3 separate regions of the Homo sapiens genome follow, and regions 2 and 3 are each linked to region 1. The links are chromatin loops, found by intact Hi-C in ENCODE. Cell type or tissue: PC-9. All regions are shown on one strand. Each heading gives the region's core, and the rest is flanking DNA. Links, peaks and the distances in the headings are about the cores only.

Region 1 (8,373 bases), core at 1,778-6,777:
TTCCCAAATTGATATGGTTTGGCTCTATGTCCCCACCCAAATCTCATCTCAAATTGTAATGCCCATGTGTCGGGGGAGGGGCCTGGTTGGAGGTGATTCATGGGAGCAGAAATCCCCCTTGCTGTTCTTTTAACAGTGAGTGAGTTATCACGAGATCTGGTTGTTAAAAAGTATGTGGCACTTCCCCCTTCACTCTCTCTCTCCTGCCATCTTGTGAAGAAGGTGCTTGCTGGCTGGGTGCGGTGGCTCACGCCTGTAATCCCAGCACTTTGGGAGGCCGAGGTAGGCCGATCACAAGGTCAGGAGTTCAAGACCAGCCTGGCCAACATGGTGAAACCCCGTCTCTGCTAAAAAATACAAAAAATATGCCAGGCGTGGTGGCGGGCGCCTGTAATCCCAGCTACGGGAGGCTGAGGCAGGAGAATCGCTTGAACCCGGGAAGCGGAGGTTGCAGTGAGCCAAGATCGTGCCATTGCACTCCAGCCCAGGCAATAGTGTGAGACTGTCTTAAAAAAAAAAAAAAAAAAAGAAGGTGCTTGCTTTTCCCTTCACCATCCGCCATGATTGTAAGTTTCCTGAGGCCTCCCAGTCATGCTTCCTGTTAAGCCTGTGGAACTGTGAGTCAATTAAACCTCTTTTCTTCATAAATTACCCAGTCTCAAGTAGTTCTTTATGCTGTGTGAGAACAGACTAATACACAAGTACTTCCATGGGGGGCTACCTTTAGGAATAAAGGATCATGATCCTTAATTTTGATTCAAGGACACTGTCTTCTTTGGTAGGAATGCAACCACTTTACTTTTCATCAATTACAAACAGAGTCACTTGGGCTAACCTGGAATACTTTATTCCAACGACACGTAAATACTGGTAATGTGACCAGCAGTCCGGACAGCCCACCCGTTTGCCTAGCTTGGTGCTTATGTTCTCCTCTTTAAGCATTAGGGTCTTACCTGTAATCTCTTTTCAAGAAATTGCTTTCCACCTTCCAAACCATATGAATGTTCATAAGGATAGCTCCAATCTCGAATCAAAAACATTAATGTCTATACACAGAAAAAATAAAAATTGTTTATTTTACAATAAAGAAAATTTACGAAAAAATCACAACTCTTAACAATTGAAGCCTCTCTTACTCTCCTAAACAATCCTTATCAAAAGTTATAGTAACTAAATGGTCAGTACTGGTCATGGTTATATCAAGGACCCACTTAAACAACATTCTCAGGCCCTATACCAAGCAATCGCTGCCACTGAAGAACTTCACTAAATATAAAGAAAGAGTCACCACAAGCAGTAATACAGGACTTTAAAAATGAAAAATGGGTGTATCAGGACACACGGATCATAATTTTAAATCATGGTTGTGTAACTACAAGACCAACTAATTCTAGATGGCTATCTAGACTGATTATAGATCTGGGGTCAATAAGGACATTTTCACTCACAGAGGATGTTTTTACTCATATAGGGTTAGATTTCTCAAATGCTGACATTTTGGGTCAGCACTGCTGACATTTTGGGTCAGTTAATTCTTAGTTGTGTGTGGCTGTCCTGTGTATTGTAGAACGTTGAACCATATTTCTGGCCTCTATATGCTAGATACCAAGAGGCACTAAGCTCTCCCACAAAACTGTGACAACCAAAAATGTCTCCAGACATTAGCAAATGTCCCCTTGGGTGGCAAAATGATCCCAGTTCAGAAAAAACTGATATAGGCCAAATAGGGTATATTTCACCTATATATCCAAAAACGAAGGCATCATCTGCTCAACTACTTAATAAAAGTGACCATACTAGCCAGACAAGAGTGAGGCAGAATCAATGTAAACCCATTAAGATTAACAATCAGTAGCAATGCTGTCATACCGGAAAGGCTTCACACACTTAGGAGCAAACATGGTAGAGTCATGCTCTCCTACTGTAACTGCAGCTCACCAAACAGTATTAATGGCAACTTACAAATTACACTTGCTTCAAAAAATAAACTATCTGGAACTTTTCTATATGAAACCAAAATAAAGAGTAACAGAACTAATTTCAACTTGTAGTAAACCACAAAAAAGAAACCTGTAACATTCTGTAGTTACCACGTATAAAAAAAAAATGGCATGACTGTCATATATTTCCTATTGTCTTAAGTTTAGAATAACATCTGTTAAGAGAAACATTACTCCCCTTAATCTAAGTGAAAGCATTAAGAATTAGCCTAGATTCATTTATTCTATTTATCCTGTTCGCCTACTGATAAGTATGCTGATGATACTACCAAAGGTTAGTTTCGATTGCACTGAATCTGTTGCTAGCAATGAGTCTATTGTAATATCCTGGTGTCTCCAAAATTACAAACTGAGGTGGCTTCACAACTTCTCATAGGCTAATCTTTAAAATGTTAGAATAACTTTTTTACCTGAAATGGTTTCTGGTAGATTTCTTCCATCGCAAGTCTTCCATACTCTGTAAATAACTATTAAATAGAGTTAGTTAAAATAATGCCTCTAAAGAGATTGAAAGAAGACATGTGTAAACCTGTTCCACACCAAAGCTCCAGGTACCAGAACCTTTAAAATCATTTCAAAGCCAAACATTTAATTTTCTAACACACTAGGTATGTACAAAATTTCTTCCAGTTAAGAAGTCATACACCAGTTTAAACCCATATAACATTCAATCGTGTTACCAGTATTATAGGCTTCCAAGTGTAAATTCATAATAAAGTGAGAATTAAATTTCAATAGTTGGCACATTTTCTTTAAGAAATATGTGCTCGCAGACGGGCGCAGCGGCTCACGCCGGGTAATCCCAGCACTTTGGGAGGCCGAGGCGGGCGGATCACCCAAGGTTAGAAGTTCAAGACCAGCCTGACCAACATGGTGAAACTTCATCTCCACTAAAAATACAAAATTAGCCAGGCATGGTGGCACATGCCTGTAATGCCAGCTACTTGGGAGGCTGAGGCAGGAGAATCCCTTGAACTTGGGAGGGGGAGGTTGCAGTGAACCAAGATTGTGCCACCGTACTCTAGTCTGGGGAACAAGAGCGAAACTCCATCTCAAAAAATAAAAATTAAAAAAAGAAATACGTACTTGCAAATGTTGAAGATCATCTTCTTGAATATTCTGAGACAGATTATATACCTGTTGAAACAAAATTTATTTTGTTTTTTATTAGTGTTTTGTTCTGAATACCCAGCTTCTGTATAACTTTACTTGTGGAAAAAAGGTTATTTTGTATCTCAGCGCAAAGGAATCATTTAACTACTATCTTGACAACTGACATGTGAAAAGGATTTTCTCTTTTTTCCTAACAATAGTCAAGATAGAATATTAAGGAAGAAGCAGTGGTGGTAAAATATGCAAAAAGCATGAATATATGTATACTCATGGCCTAAAAGTGGTAGAAGAACAAGTGTGGTATCTAGTAGGTTTCTTGTACTCCTTCTCTAAGCTCTTTAATGTTAAGATACGATCATTTTTTAAAGAGTGTAGGTTATTTCCACCATCATTTTTCTAAATTAGTGAATATAAGGGGCAACAGTTTACAAAGATAAATTCTTCCCTGGTACAATCAGAGTATACAGTTACTCAGGGGTACCTCCACTACTACTGACTCTAGTGTGGTTCTCTTTTTACTCACACTCCTCAGTTTACTTACTCATCAGTTTTCACTTACACTCAACATGACAATTTTACTGGCCTGTGGAAGCTAATAAAAGTAACAGTAGGTGGCACTCTTGCCCTTTCCAGAATTTTTTGGAGGAGACTAGAGTTGATAAAGGAGGGTCTAAGTATCCTCAGGAAACGGGGATTTTCATCCATTAATTCTAAGACAGATCTTTAGACAGTAATCTACACTGCCACAGGAGAAAAGTGGCCATCAACAAATATCACCTCTGCTAAGAAATAACTTACATCTTAGGAACCAGGGTGACTCCGAAGAGAGAACAATCTGTTCTAGGAGCAAATAAGTGATACTCTGGCTAAACCACTTGGAGGTCAAGAATATAGTCAATTTAGGCCAGCAAACCTAAAATGATATTCTTAGCTACTAATTCCAAACAAGGATTTAAAAAGTAATTGATGACTGAGGTGATTAAACTTTAGATTTTAACATAAACCCTGACACCATGACCAACCTATGTGGGCCTCTGCTTTTAGAAAATAGGTCTGGATCCTTTCATTGTCAGGGCCAGGTTGCAAACAGCAAACAGAGAAAGAGATTTATTTAACTTAGATCATTAGTACTTAGCATACTGTCTTGTATGTAACAGGTGCTCAGTATGTATTTGTTGAAGGAATAAATGACAAGAAGATCAAATTATCATTTATCTATCAGCCAGATATCTTACATAAGGAAAGAAAACTACCCCCCCCACCCAAAGGCAAGGAAGAAAATAATCATAATCTTAATCTTCTTGGTTATTTATACTTTACAAAGCACTTTCATATGCATTATCTCATTTAGCTCTCATTTCTGACTGCACACAACAACCACATCCAAGATAGGCAAGATGAGTAAAACTCATTTTACAGACAACAAAGTGGCTGCACAGCTTTAAGTGGCTGTCTAAAACCAGGTCTCTTACTATCAAAAAGTTGAATAAATAAACAAAAAAAGACTAAGGGATAAGTTTTAGGACAGAGAACTCGAGAACTCCCTCTAGAGCCAGCTAACCTGAGGGGCTTCTGCTTGCTTCAAGGGAATCACAGCTGTGCCATCTTGCAAGATCAGAGAAAAAAAGAGACTTAGAGGGTCCCCACCAGCGTCACTTAGTGGGTAATGACAAATATCCCAACCCTATAATAAACTGAAGCCAAGCTGAAGAGTATTCTTCTTTTAGCTCAGGTTAACAGCCAACCTTCTTTCCACTCTGATGGCTAGGTACTTCAAACTGAGGAAGGAGGAAAATGGGAGCTTAGAGAGACGAGTCATATGTTCCAGACATTACTGGAAAGCATAAAAAAATCCAAGACACTGTGACAGCATCACCTATGATCTACCATTGATAAGAACAATTTCTTATCTTGGGAGGATCACATACCCATTTTAAAAAAATATTTGCAAATATACTTCTTGATACACCATCACCAGCTGGGCCTAACCGCCATACTTCAATAATTCATTTTTCAGAGATGTATCAGCCACAGATGATCTCAGAAAAGAAAAAGTAAAGAAACACCAAATGACATGTGGTAGTTTAATTCAGTCCAATCCATCTAAATTATACAGAAAAGAAATGGCCTAGCCTGAAGAAACTAGAACCGGATAGAACACCAAACACAATTTGAATATAAGTGAAAAAGAGAAGGGATTTTATCCCTTCCTAAATGAAGGTGCTAAAAATCCTCAGTTTATTATTACATAAGCCTTGTCTGGGTTTCCTAAATTAAACATTAAGTAATTACTCTGCTTTTATCTCCTTTAGTTCAAATAACTGAGTACCACTTGTCATAGATACAGAATAAAAAACTAGACTTCTAAGCTTAATTACCTGGGTTTTTTGTTTGTTTTAGCCAAAAAAACAAAAATATACTCTCCATATTACTGTGTCTGGTAGCCATCTATCTGATTTCAATTACAGATAACATGTGATATCTTTTCCTTTAAAAAAAAAAGTATGTATTCCATAATGAAAAACTAAAGAGACTGGTTGTTGGTTTATTGCATCCTTTGTAACTATCCAAAGTACAAAATTTCACATCATAAGCCAGAAAACCATGCATGGAAATGTAAATAACCAATAAGAAATGTAAATAGCTCTCAAGAAATGTAAATAGCTTCCTTTTTTTTCCCTTCAATCAAAAGGCATTTTGCCAGCACAAGGTGGCATATGCTGACAGTCCCAGCTACTCAGGAGGCTGAGGCAGGAGGATCACTTCAGCCCAAAAGCTAGAGTGTGCATGATCACACCCATGAATAGCCACTGCACTCCAACCTGGGCAACATAGTGAGAATCCATCTCAAAAAAAATTAAAAAGGCATTTTCAAGAGGGGCAAATGCCAGGCTCAGTGGCTCACGCCTGTAATCCCAGCACTTGGGGAGGCCGAGGTGGGCGGGTCACCTGAGGTCAGGAGTTCGAGACCAGCCTGCCCAACGTGGTGAAACCCGTCTCTACTAAAAATACAAAAAAATTAGCTGGGCATGGTGGCGGGGGCCTGTAATCTCAGCTACTCGGGTTAGGAGAATGAACCCAGGAGGCAGAGGTTGCAGTGAGCCGAGATCACGCCACTGTACTCCAGCCTGGGCAACAAGAGTGAAACTCTGTCTCAAAAAAGAAAAAAAAAAGGGGCCAAATGATTACGTGAACTGATCGCACCACTTAATCTTGTGTCTCACCTGGACAGAGCTAGTCATAGTGCTCAGAGCAAACACCGTTGCACAGTCTTTGATAGTTGACTGGCTATCAAAGGCACCCTGGGTATCCATAAGCAGCACAGCAACCTAGGAATTTGAGAGTTTAAAATATTTAGTAAAACAGTTGCCAAAAATGACTATAAAAAAAATCAAATGATAAATTTGAAAAGCAGTAATTAAATCAAGAAAAGTACTTATATCTCATACATTTGACATAATAATCCGTATGTTAAAGTTATCAAACATTAATAGTTCTGTGTTGTTTTGATTTTTAATACTGGAAAATAGCCCAAGAAAGAATACAGGGTAGAAAAGTATAAACAGAATTTTACTTTAGTTCCATTAGGTCTGTCAATCACAAATACTTCATTCCAAACTTGTATGCCTGTTGTTTCTCTTTCACAGCCACCTCGCCATGTAAAGCCTGTCAATGGTTCATTGTTTCCACCAATCCAACTTTGAGAATCCTGTTAAAGTCAAGGATAAATGTAAAATACAACACAATTAAGAAATAAAAGAAACCAAAAAATCACCCATTCTTTATTTTACAGATGGGGAAGCTAAACCCGGAAAGACAAAAAAAACACTGTGTAACAAACAAGTAGTTACAAAGCAGTCCTTAAATCCCATGTGGGGTTCTTTTTCTTATAGAGACGTGGTCTCCTCCAAACTCGAATCTTCTCAAATCAGCTCACACTACTACTCTCTAGGCTTCTAAATAAGTGGGGTTATACTCACTTTCCCCCTTTTCTGAAAGATATCCTGGCTGGGCATGACAGCTCATGCCTGTAATCCCAGCACTTTGGGAGGCTGAAGTGGGCATATCACTTGAGGCCAGGAATTTGAGACCAGCCTGGCCAACGTGGCAAAACGCCATCTTTACAAAAAGTACAAAAATTAGCCAGGCGTGGCGGCACACTCCTGTAGTCCCGGCTACTCAGCAGGCTGAGGTAGGAGGATCACCTGAACCTGGGAGGTTGAGGCTACAGTGAGCTGAGATTGTGCCACTATACTCCAGCCTGGGTGACAGAGTGAGATCCTGCCTCAAAAACAAAAAAAAAAAAGAGAGAGAGAGAGAGAGACAGAGAAATATTTCCTAAAATGTTAAAAATCATAAAAAACTCGGCACCAATTATTTTAACATGTTGTTACACAGATAAGCAAAACTAAGTTCCAGGTAGAATGACTGTCAAAACAGCACTGCTTTCTCAGAATAGCTTACAGTAAGTTTTCATACTGCCTTCATTTCCTCTTTAAAAAATAATCAATTTTAGGCTGGGTGCAGTGGCTCATGCCTGTAACCCTAGCACTTTGGGAGGACGAGGCAGGTGGCTCACCTGAGGTCAGGAGTTCGAGACCAGCCTGGCCAACATGGCGAAACTCCATCTCTACTAAAAATACAAAAATTAGCCAGGTGTTGTGGCATATGCCTATAATCCCAGCTACTCAGGAGGCTCAGGCAAGAGAATCACTTGAACCCGTGGGCAGAGGTTGCAGTGAGCAGAGATCGCGCCACTGCACTCCAGCCTGGCCAAAAGAGCGAAACTGCGTCTCAAAAACAAAAACAAAAAAAATCAATTTAAAAAATAACCCCAAGACTTGTTTGGAGCCTGATTTAAACAAACCATCTATTTAAAACGTCTTTTTTAAACCAACAGGAAAATATGAACCCAAACTGGTTATCTCATTAGATGGTGTTAAATTAGGGTAAGGAAGATTGTTTGGTGTGCTAATGATACTGTGGTTAGGAAAAAAAAGAGTCCTTATCTATTAGATACTCAAGTATCTGCAGTGAAAGGATATGCCTGGCATTTGCTTTAAAATATTCCGGGAGGTAAGGAAAAAAGAGAACAGATAAAACAAGACCAGCAAAATGTTGACAAATACATTGGAGTTCATTATACAATTCTCTTTATTTTAGGGTATGTTTAAAATTTTCCATAATAAAAGTTTTTAACTAGAACCACAGGGCTAAATTGTTATTATGAAATAATACAAAAGTTAACATATAAGGTAAT
Region 2 (5,000 bases), core at 1-5,000, 270 kb after region 1:
CTAAATACAAATCCTTATCTGACCTAGGAATCTTAAAACCACAACAACCATAATGTCTTCATGACTCAGTTTTATTGATACAGTTAACAGTGTGCTATAAAGGAAAGAGAACTGGGTTGGGAATCAGACGATTCCAACTTAAACCACTAATTTGCTGTATAGTCACAGAAACAATTTTCATTCATAAATGAAGGAGTTAGAGTAGATTATCTTCCAAGCTATCTTTCAGCCAAACATTCTCATTAATAATTCACTTCTAAATGACGAGTTAATGGGTGCAGCACACCAGCATGGCACATGTATACATATGTAACTAACCTGCACATTGTGCACATGTACCCTAAAACTTAAAGTATAATAATAATAAAATAAAATAAAATAATTAAAAAATTAATAATAATTCACTTCATTTGAAGTATTCACTGCGTAACAGGTCACGTAAAACAGAAGTGAGCAGAAAGTTGAACCCTAAATATATCAGTTTCTAAACAGTGGTAAGCTTTCCTAGAGTCAAATGATCTGATGGAAGCTGTGAACATTCTCCCCAAAAAGATGCACCTATCTACTACAGGTTCTAAGATTTCTGGAGGGGTTCCCTGGCGTCCTGGTTAGGGATTCTTTACACTAAAATGTAATTCAAGCTGAAAAGGGCTTTGAAAAAAGTGAGGGTATGTTTTTAAAAAAGTTTTTATTTTTTTTGGTTAAAAAAAAAAATGTTATGAAGGTCTTTATTTGGGGATAGCAACCTAACAGTTTCAATAGCTATCAATTTGAGTGCAAGCTAAGAGCTCTACAGAAACAAAAACATAAACTGTTATGGTCTCGCAAGACAAATATCTGTAAGGAATTAGAAAACAAAAAATTTTCCTTCAAAGCATAAACTAAAAACGTTTTACGTGCTTTAATTATATTTCACTATTCACATATATACCTTATACATTTCTAAACTTATCTGACTAGAATTATATGAAGAACTAACCTCAGCTGGCTTTGTGTAAACATCAGACCCTTTAAAAGAATAGATGTAAACACTATTAAAATAAGCTTATCTACACCTGTTTAAAGAGCCCCTGAGAAAAATGTAACCACAACTATTTCAAATGAGATTTTTTTAAAAAAACAAAACCGAGTGGTCAATAACTGTAAATTGACAGAAGTGAGACATTTCTCATCAACCACTTGTCCGGTTGTTTCAGTGCTAAGGATGTGCTTTCTAATACTGACATCAACTGTACCAACCCAAGGCCAGGCAGATTTCCATAAGTAGTGAAAAACATGGGGTCTAGCCAAAGCTGCATTACAAAACAAACCTATTTGCAATTTCATGCATAAGGCAAGATGATTTCCTGGGAATTGAGAGTTAAAGGAGCCAATCATCTAAAAGTCCTAAATATGCAAACATGCAAAAGATCAATCATCACATTGTCTTTTTCTTTTTGCTAGAGTACATGCACTATAGAGTACCCACTCCCCAAGGTATTTTGTATGCCATAAAATTTTTTTCTAGTTACTGACTTTTACAGACATACTCATCTTGAGCTTTTCCACCCTGTAGTTCAAACACTGATATTGTAGTTAAGATGTAGCCAATACTGCAGCCCCCTTGTTTTTACAAGATCCACATTTTAATTTGTATATTCCAGAATTGCCACACAGTTAGTTGAACAATTTTATCAGTCAAATTTATCCTCACGAAATCTAGCACTTATAGGTGAAGATGCATCCCAAATGAAATGCTCTTATTTTCAGATTTATCAAGTTTAAAGATATTCTATCTTGAACAGACATGTTACTTTCACCTACATTTGAAATGTCAAAATTTCTAGTTACACAAATTGACAGTGATAACCTTAAATTGTTACAAAAAGTGACAACTTATAAACAGCCACTTTACAAAAATCAAACCACACAGAAGAACGTCTTTCACATATAATGCACCTTTTCATTATGTTAGAATTTCTGTTCAGTGACCACAATTGAGAAAAAAACAAAAAATTTAAAAAGTAAACAATGCAGCAAGTGTGCACCTTTCTAATCCTTTTATTTTTCTATCTGTGTGGATTGGTTGAGCATTATCAATTCCCAAGACCTGTTAATAAACTGGTCCTGGTTATTTGCCAATTAACAATTTGAATCTAAGCTGCACACAGTCACAGTAATGGGCATTAAGATTTACAACATTGCAGATGAAGTCTAGTTTCCGTTAGTGGAAAGTCTTAAATTCTACAACTGAAACCTTAAGGGAAATCAGACCAATATATACATACAACTTGTATAAATGGGCACAGTCTATCATGGTGTTCATCCCATGCAATTCTGAAGTACTGTTAAGTGTCCTCCTTTAAAAACTTGGGGTGATGGTGCATGCAGTATGCAGTCAAGGTGAATTGCGAGTCTGAGTTTTTCAGAGGGCTTTTTGCTGATGCCGATGTTGTGCATGATGAAGTGTAGAGTCAGCCTGCTGGAGTCCTCTATCCTTCTTAATGCCTCGTCCAGCTTGGGGGAAAGTCCTTTCCATAGAGAAGCAGTGTGCAAGTTTGCAGTTTGTAAGGAATATTCTGAATCAGTTTCCTCTCCTCCAAAGAGAGAGAGCTGCTTGGAGAAATGCAAGTCCTTGAACTGCGGGCGTGCCTGAATGTGTGGGCTCCTTGTTGAACTAAATATAAATAGCTCAGTACATACCAGTAGGGGGCACTAATGTTCAAGGTTATTTTCCAGCATTACATGGCCTTTTGCAACAAAAGCATTCATCAACAAGGTTTTCATTTGAATTAACTAGCTCATCTCAGGAAAAAAGAATCTAACTGCATATAAAAATTTGTCAGCAGATCAAGTACATTCTAAAATGTATAAAATACCTACCTCGTCTTCCCAAATATGGTTTAGTGTAGTCCCAACTGTCATTGTCATTCCTAATAACATTTAGACGAGTTGGCTGTTAAGATTGAAAATAATGTAAGTTCAAACTGCATATCCAAAGCATAAATATTTCTTGGGTAGGGTGTTGAAAAAAATATTTACCCGTGCATATTCAATTTTTAGTGTGCAACATCCAGCATATATATCAGCTCCATTGAGTGCTGCTTTAGCTTTCTGGGCACAAAGGACTGATTCAAACATAAGCTCTATTAAGGAAATTCGGTTTAAGGTATCTGATACTTAATCATTATTCACTCCCAAAGGACAGGATTGAAAATAATCAGAAGTAGCTCTTTTACTTCTGGAAATGTTTTACCAATTTCAGGATGAATTTTAAGAGAATTTTTTGTTTTGTTTTGTTTTTGAGACGGAGTCTTGCTCTATCACCAGGAGTGCAGTGGCGCGACCTGGGCTCAATGCAACCTCCACCTCCCGGGTTCAAGCAATTCTCCTGCCTCAGCCTCCCAAGTAGCTGGGACTACAGGTGTGTGCCACCGCACCCGGCTAATTTTTAATTTTTTTAGTAGATACGGGGTTTCACCATGTTGACCAGGATTGTCTCGATCTCTTGACTTCGTGATCCGCCCGCCTCGGCCTCCCAAAGTGCTGGGATCACAGACGTGAGTCACTGCGCCTGGCCAGGAGAATTTATTTTTAAGATCAAGGGTGGCTGGGCACAGTTGCTCACGCCTGTAATCCCAGCACTTTGGGAGGCTGAACCAGGTGAACAGCCTGAGCTCAGGAGTTCGAGACCAGCCTGGCCAACATGGTGAAGCCCCATCTCTACTAAAAATACAAAAATTAGCTGGGTGTGGTGGCAGGTGCCTGTCATCCCAGCTACTTGGGAGGCTGAGACACGGGAATCACTTGACCACCCTGGGCAACAAAAAGCAAAACTCCATCTTAAAAAAAAAAAAAAAATCAAGGGTACCAAAGAAAACATAATACAACCGAACTATCTACCTTAATTCTTTTAGGTCATCATTAGTACTTTATAAATCGGAAAGCAGAGGAGATAATGGAGCATGGTCCCATTCCCTAGCAAAGGACAACTTGCAACCTTGAAACAGAAAAGATTTTACTCTTTAAGAAGAACATTACAAAGAGCCAAAGTAATACAAAACAAATACATGATTTTTACATATTTCTGAGAAGGCATAGTTTTATAATACTCTATCTAAAATTTTATCAGTTTTTAAAAAAATTACTTAAGTCCATAATCTTAAAAAAATAAAATCACAAAGGTATATAAGGTAAAAAAACAAAGATAAAACATAAGTCCCTTGCCAGAAGTAAGCACTATTAAAGCGTTTGCTGTATATCCCTACCTTCTTCTATGCATACACATGCACACGTAGGTTGGGGTTTTCTCTTTATTATTATTATTTAAGATGGGTCCAGCTTGGGGGAAAGTGTATTATCTATACTATTTTGTAACTTGCTCTTCTTACTCAATGTGTGACAAATTTAACATAAAGAAGTTTTTACATAAACCATTACCATTTTAAAGGTTCAATAAAAAAAGGTAAGATTTTACTGACTCTAAAGTTTTGGTACTTCCAAACTACTTTAAGAGGGAGTCAGAAAAGTTCACTTAGGATAAATTCCAAAATAGTACAAGTGTACATATCTTCAAATAGTGTTATTTAACAGCTTAAAAAGGAAGCACTAGATTGCTTTCTGGTAGCAAGTTATTCTTATCATAAATAGTAAAATTCCCTATGAGTACTGCAGTTTCATTTTTTAAAGCTAAGTCACGTAGATTTTTGTGAGAGGACAAAGTAAACACCACTTGTCTAGAAATGCTTAAGCCAGAAAAAATAAGATCCGTATGAATTACACATCAATAAAAATTTACAAATAAAGGATATTCAACCATTGCTTGTATCCCATTTCTCTTGAATATAACAATACGTTGCACTTTGCCAACAGGGTTGCATACAGTATATAAAACATCCTATGAAGGAAAAGAAAAAGATTTCTTCACACTTTACATCTGAAAAAACATTAAAGCTATACTTCGTTTTGTTTTACCTAAAAACTATCAACTGTCAAGATGTCATTTCTATTGATTAATAAAA
Region 3 (5,000 bases), core at 1-5,000, 190 kb after region 1:
GATACTAGTCTTTTGTTCTTTATAGGCTATATTAATTCAAGTCTTCCAAGAAGCAGAAATCAAAACAAAATTGGAAGTGCAAGACAATAATGGGGGGTAATACCTGCGCAGGATAATGGGGAAAAGAGCAGGCATGGTTGGGGAGAGTTTTCAGACCCCAGTGCAGGTCTTTATGCCTGTGAAAGGGAAGAAGAGGAAAGAGAATTGGGTGGGAAAAGCCTCCATCTGCAGGGCAGCTCTGAGAAAGTCAGCCAGGCTAATGGGGAGCCTCAGAAGAAAGTTTGCCTTTTAAAGAAGTCCCACACTGAGCAGGAATGACTCAACTCTGGTACTCCCTCCGTACTCAGACATTGGCTAGGATCGGTCAGAGCTAGCAGAGCCTCTGCTAGAACACAGTGGTGGATCCTGAAGATGAGGCAACTCCAGGCTGTCAGCCAATCACACCTCATAAGTGTGTCTCTGTTGAAAGGAGCCGAACAGCACACTCCCCTGACTGCCACATTGCAAATATCTTTTCCCAGTTTGTGTTTGTCTGTTTTTTATTTTACTTTATGGCATATTTTGAGGAAAAGAAGCTTTACCTTTTTTTGTTTGTTTGTTTGTTTGAGACAGGGTCTCTGTCACCCAGGCTGGAGTGCAGTGGCATGATTACAGATCACTGCTGCCTCAACCTCCCTGGCTCAAGCAATCCTCCCACCTCAGTCTCCTAAGAAGCTGGGACTACAGGGGCACACCACCATGCCTGATATGGTTTGGCTCTGTGTCCCCACCAAAATCTCATGTTGATTGTAATCCCCATGTGTTGGAGGAGGGGCCTGGTGGAAGGTGATTGGCTCATGGGGGTGGTTTCTAATGGTTTAGCACCATCTCCCTAGTGCTGTTTCATGATGGACTTCTCACAAGATCTGGTTGTTTAAAAGTGTGTAGCACTTCCCCCTTCTCTCTCTCTCTCTCCTGCCACCATGTGAAGATGTGCTTGCTTCCCCTTTACCTTCCATCATGATTGTAAATTTCCTAAGGCCTCCCCAGCCATACCTCCTGTACAGTCTGCAGAACTGTGTGTCAATTAAATCTCTTTTCTTTATAAATTCCCCAGTCTCAGATAGTTCTTTATAGCAGTATGAGAATGGACTAACACAATGCTCGACTATTTTTTCCTATCTTTTGTAGAGATGGGGTCTCACTAGGTTTCCTAGACTGGTCTTAAACTCCTGGGCTCAAGTGACCCTCCCACCTTGGCCTGCCAAAGTGCTGAGATTATAGGCATGAACCACCATGCCCAGCCAAAGCTTTACATTTTAATGCACATAAATTTACGAATGTTTTTCTTTAGTGCTTGTACTTATTTCTGTTTTATGATATTATTGCCTACACTGTGATCTTGGAAGTTTTTCTGTATTTTCTCCTAGAAGTCTGAAAGTTTTACTTAAAATTTTTTTCACCTAAAATTTCATATTGTTGGGTTCGTTTTCAATATGGGCTATCAAATTCCCAGTACCACTAATTGAATAATTTATTCTTTCTCTACTCATCTGCATGTCACCTCTGTCATATATCAAGTCTTCATAAGTACAGAGATCTGTTTTGCGAGTCTCTATTCTGTTCTATTGGTCTGTTTGTCTCTTTCTTGGCTAAAGCCACACAGTCTTAATTTAACAGGTCTTATAGTCTTATAGGGTGAGTCGCTCATCTTGTGTTTTTCAAAATTTCTTAACTATTTTTGGTCCTTTTTCAGAACAATGTTAGAATCATCCTGTCTAGACCCATAAAAAAAATCCTATGTGAATTTGGTTGGAGTCACAAAGAATTTATAATTTGGGAAGAATTGAAATTTATGACACCAAGGCTGGGTGCAGTGGCTCACACCTGTAATCCCAGCACTTTGGGAGGCCAAGGCAGGCAGATCACGAGATCACGAGATCGAGACTATCCTGGCTAACACAGTGAAACCCTGTCTCTATTAAAAAATACAAAAAATTAGCCGGGCGTGCCGGTGGGCACCTGTAGTCCCAGCTACTCGGGAGGCTGAGGCAGGAGAATGGCATGAATCCAGGAGGCAGAGCTTGCAGTAAGCCGAGATCATGCCACTACACTCCAGCCTGGGCAACAGAGTGAGACTCCATCTCAAAAAAAAAAAAAAAAAGAAATTTATGACACTGTATCTTCATATCATAAATACATCTTATCTATCTATTAAAGAATACCTAGGCCAGGCACAGTGGTTCACATCTGTAATCACAGCACTTTGGGAGGCCAAGGCAGGAGGATCACTTGAGGCCAGAAGTTCGAGACCAGGCTGGGCAACATAGTGAGATCCTATTTTACAAAAAAAAAAAAAAAATTAGCCAGGTGTGGTGTCATCCACCTGTAGTCCCAGTTACTTGGGAATCTGAAGCAGGAGGATTGCTTGAGTCCAAGAATTCAAGGCTGCAGTGAGCTATGATGGTGCCAACTGCACCCTAGCCTGGGCAACAGAGAGAGACCTTGTCTCTAAAAAACCCTAAGAACAAAAACAAAACAAAACAAAAAGAATACCTAAACAAGTAAAGTTTTATAATTTTCTTCATAAAGATCATGTATATATTTCTGGTACCTTATAGCTTTTGTTTCTTTTATAGGTGTTAGCTTTAAATTTTTTTATTTTCTAACTGTGGTTGGTACCTTAAAATGCAAGTTAATTTTTGTATAATGACCTTCTATCTAGTAACTTTGATGTGTTCTCCTAAATTTTATAAGGCTCTCTTTTACACATCTCTGGAAAGTTTAGATACTTCTGTACCGGAGCAAAAGTCATCAGCAAGCACTTACCCTTGGTGACAAAAGCAGTCCGAGCAAAGGACTAACTCGCAACCTCCCTTGCCTAAACGACTGCAGCTTGTTCCTAAATCTTACTATCCTATTGACACATGCAACAGCAACGCCCCCTTCTGGAGACCTGCCAACAAGACAGAAGTCTCCAGAGAGAAAGCCCTCGTGCTTGTTTAGATCAAAGATCCAGACCAAGTGGCCTCGCTTGAGGTCAGCCTTGCTGTTACAAAACAGAATGATCCCCAGGCAAAGGGCTCAGAGCCAGCTGGGTTAGATGAGGGGCTGCCTGGGTGACCTGATTAGAGGATGCTGTTTCTTGATTGGCCACATCCACTCTGTCCTTCCACTCCTACTTGAAAAGGCCTTGGGGACATCAGAAAGCAGGCCAGAAGGAGGAAGCAGCACTGCATGGAGAAAGAGTTAGCGTGAAGCCTGCCCCTTGCCCACTGAACACCCCTGCTCAGCCCGCAAGCTGTTTCCCAGCTAGGCTTCCACCCAAAACATCCATCTGGCTTGATTGCTGGGGGCAGCCGGCAGCTTCAAGAGACCTGTGAGGCCAGGAAGATGCATTCCATAGCTGTTGGCTTTGAGGTCATCCTATGTGATGCTAGAGAAAGAGAGACAGAGAGAGGAGGATGAAGAGCTGGTGCCCATTTGTTGGGCACTGGCATCTCACTGGACCCCAGCTGTCTCCATGCAATGGCCCAGAAGCAAGGTGACTTTTCCAGAGATCCCATTTCCCCTTAGAGAAAGGCCATTTCTCCATGGCCTACTTGGGTGTATAGGATAATGGCCTGATGTGAAGGGCTAGGTTTTATTTCCATATCTATCAAAGCTGAAAGCCAATGGGGCAGAGTAAAAAGTAAATGAACCTGAAGTCAGACAGATCTGAGTTCAAATCCCTAGGTGAATTCAGGCAGGGTGTAATCAACTCTTCTGAACTTTGATTTCATCCTCTGTCTAAGGGGGAAGAAAATACCTTCCTTGTAGGGTTGTTGAGATGATTAAATTGAATTAAATCATGTACATCGCAGCAGAGTGGCTGCCTGATAAAGCTGTTTTTAATCCTTAGAAGGATAATCGCTGAGTCACCTCTCTAATGGATGTGGGATACTTGCCAATCTCAACCTTTTCCCAGTGAACTAAGAAATGTGAGTTCTCCTGAAATGAGAGGCAGCCACTAAGTCCTGTGTTGTGTGCTGAGGATGGAGTTTATGTATATATGGTAACTCATTCTATTCTTACGAGAACCCTGTGAGGTGGATAGTATGGATATTATAGCCATGCTGCAAATGAAGAGACTGAGGTTCAGAAAAGCACCATGACGTCTTGAAGTCATGAGCAGGATATAGAGAGCAGAGATAAGAAGCTGTGTGTGTCCTTTCCAGAAGCCTTTGCTGTGCTGCCCAGGTCATTACCCTTCTCCTGTCTTGACAATCTAGTCCTAGACCTCAGGTAGTCCCACAGGTTTTTTGTTTTGTTTTATTCTGTTTTTAGAGACAGAGTCTCACTCTGTCGTCCAGGCTGGAGTACAGTGACACAGTCATGTCTCACTATGTTGCCCAGGCTGGTCTCTAACTCCTGGCCTCAGACACTCCTCCTGCCTCAGCCTTCCAAAGCACAGATATTACAGGCATTACTGTGCCCTGCCTTAACCCCACAGTTTTTAACTTAGCTCTGGGGCAGTCCTGATCTCTCTTTTTCAGAGGATAAATTATTTCAATTGCCAGGAGCAACAGTTCATTGACCTACATGACCCTTCCGGGCTCTAGTGTTAACAAGAATTGACTGAAAAGCTATGGTTTTTTTTCTATTCTCGCTTTTCCTAGGAACTGCCATTTTGTGTAATGTCCATGAGCTGGAAAGTACAATCAGATAACATTGAAGAGGCAAGAAAGGCTCATGGGAAGAAAAAAAGGGCAAAAGAAGCATTTTTATAGGAATCAGCAAATCAATATTTAAACAAAAAATGATTTCTCTTATTATATATTGTCTTTACTAGAATGATCTGTGCAGCTACTGGTCCCTTCATTCATTTCTAAGGTTCTGGAGGGAAAAGGTCTGTGTCTGTGTTTAATCTTCTTGTTGCTGTTTTTTGGGATTTTTGTTTGTTTGTTTTTTTGTTTTTGAGATGGAGTCTCACTCTGTCACCCCGGCTGGAGGTACAGTGGTGTGATCTTGGCTCACTGCAA

Evidence for each region. A loop is a pair of places that touch in the nucleus more often than their neighbours do. Peaks named below come from ENCODE experiments on the same cell type or tissue, not always from the same donor. Only the 100,000 strongest peaks of a DNase experiment are listed, where the experiment ranks them.
Region 2: it touches region 1 in a loop (11-fold over the local background); 16 of 110 quality-filtered maps call a loop at or near these places.
Region 3: a loop joins it to region 1, with 12 times the contacts of the local background. A loop is called at or near these places in 53 of 110 quality-filtered maps.

What each region holds. Positions count from the first base shown.
Region 1 is chr2:38,312,198-38,320,570 of GRCh38, forward strand. ATL2 (atlastin GTPase 2) reads right to left here. Exons shown (of 13, transcript NM_001135673.4): 3 at 6,688-6,822; 4 at 6,338-6,442; 5 at 3,087-3,137; 6 at 2,411-2,467; 7 at 954-1,046. Among named protein-coding and RNA genes, the nearest start is that of ATL2, 61 kb to the right of the region's middle. In PC-9, for the core only: CTCF peaks have their summits at 3,734 (motif pointing right) and 3,940; a DNase peak (open chromatin) is centred at 3,724; H3K27ac peaks cover 1,102 bases.
Region 2 is chr2:38,579,051-38,584,050 of GRCh38, forward strand. HNRNPLL (heterogeneous nuclear ribonucleoprotein L like) reads right to left here. Exons shown (of 13, transcript NM_138394.4): 4 at 4,791-4,876; 5 at 3,022-3,118; 6 at 2,863-2,935. Among named protein-coding and RNA genes, the nearest start is that of HNRNPLL, 21 kb to the right of the region's middle. In PC-9, for the core only: a CTCF peak has its summit at 2,673 (motif pointing right); a DNase peak (open chromatin) is centred at 2,691.
Region 3 is chr2:38,505,609-38,510,608 of GRCh38, forward strand. The region is part of intron 1 of LINC02613 (long intergenic non-protein coding RNA 2613); the gene reads right to left. Among named protein-coding and RNA genes, the nearest start is that of LINC02613, 7.6 kb to the right of the region's middle. In PC-9, for the core only: a CTCF peak has its summit at 2,928 (motif pointing left); a DNase peak (open chromatin) is centred at 2,933.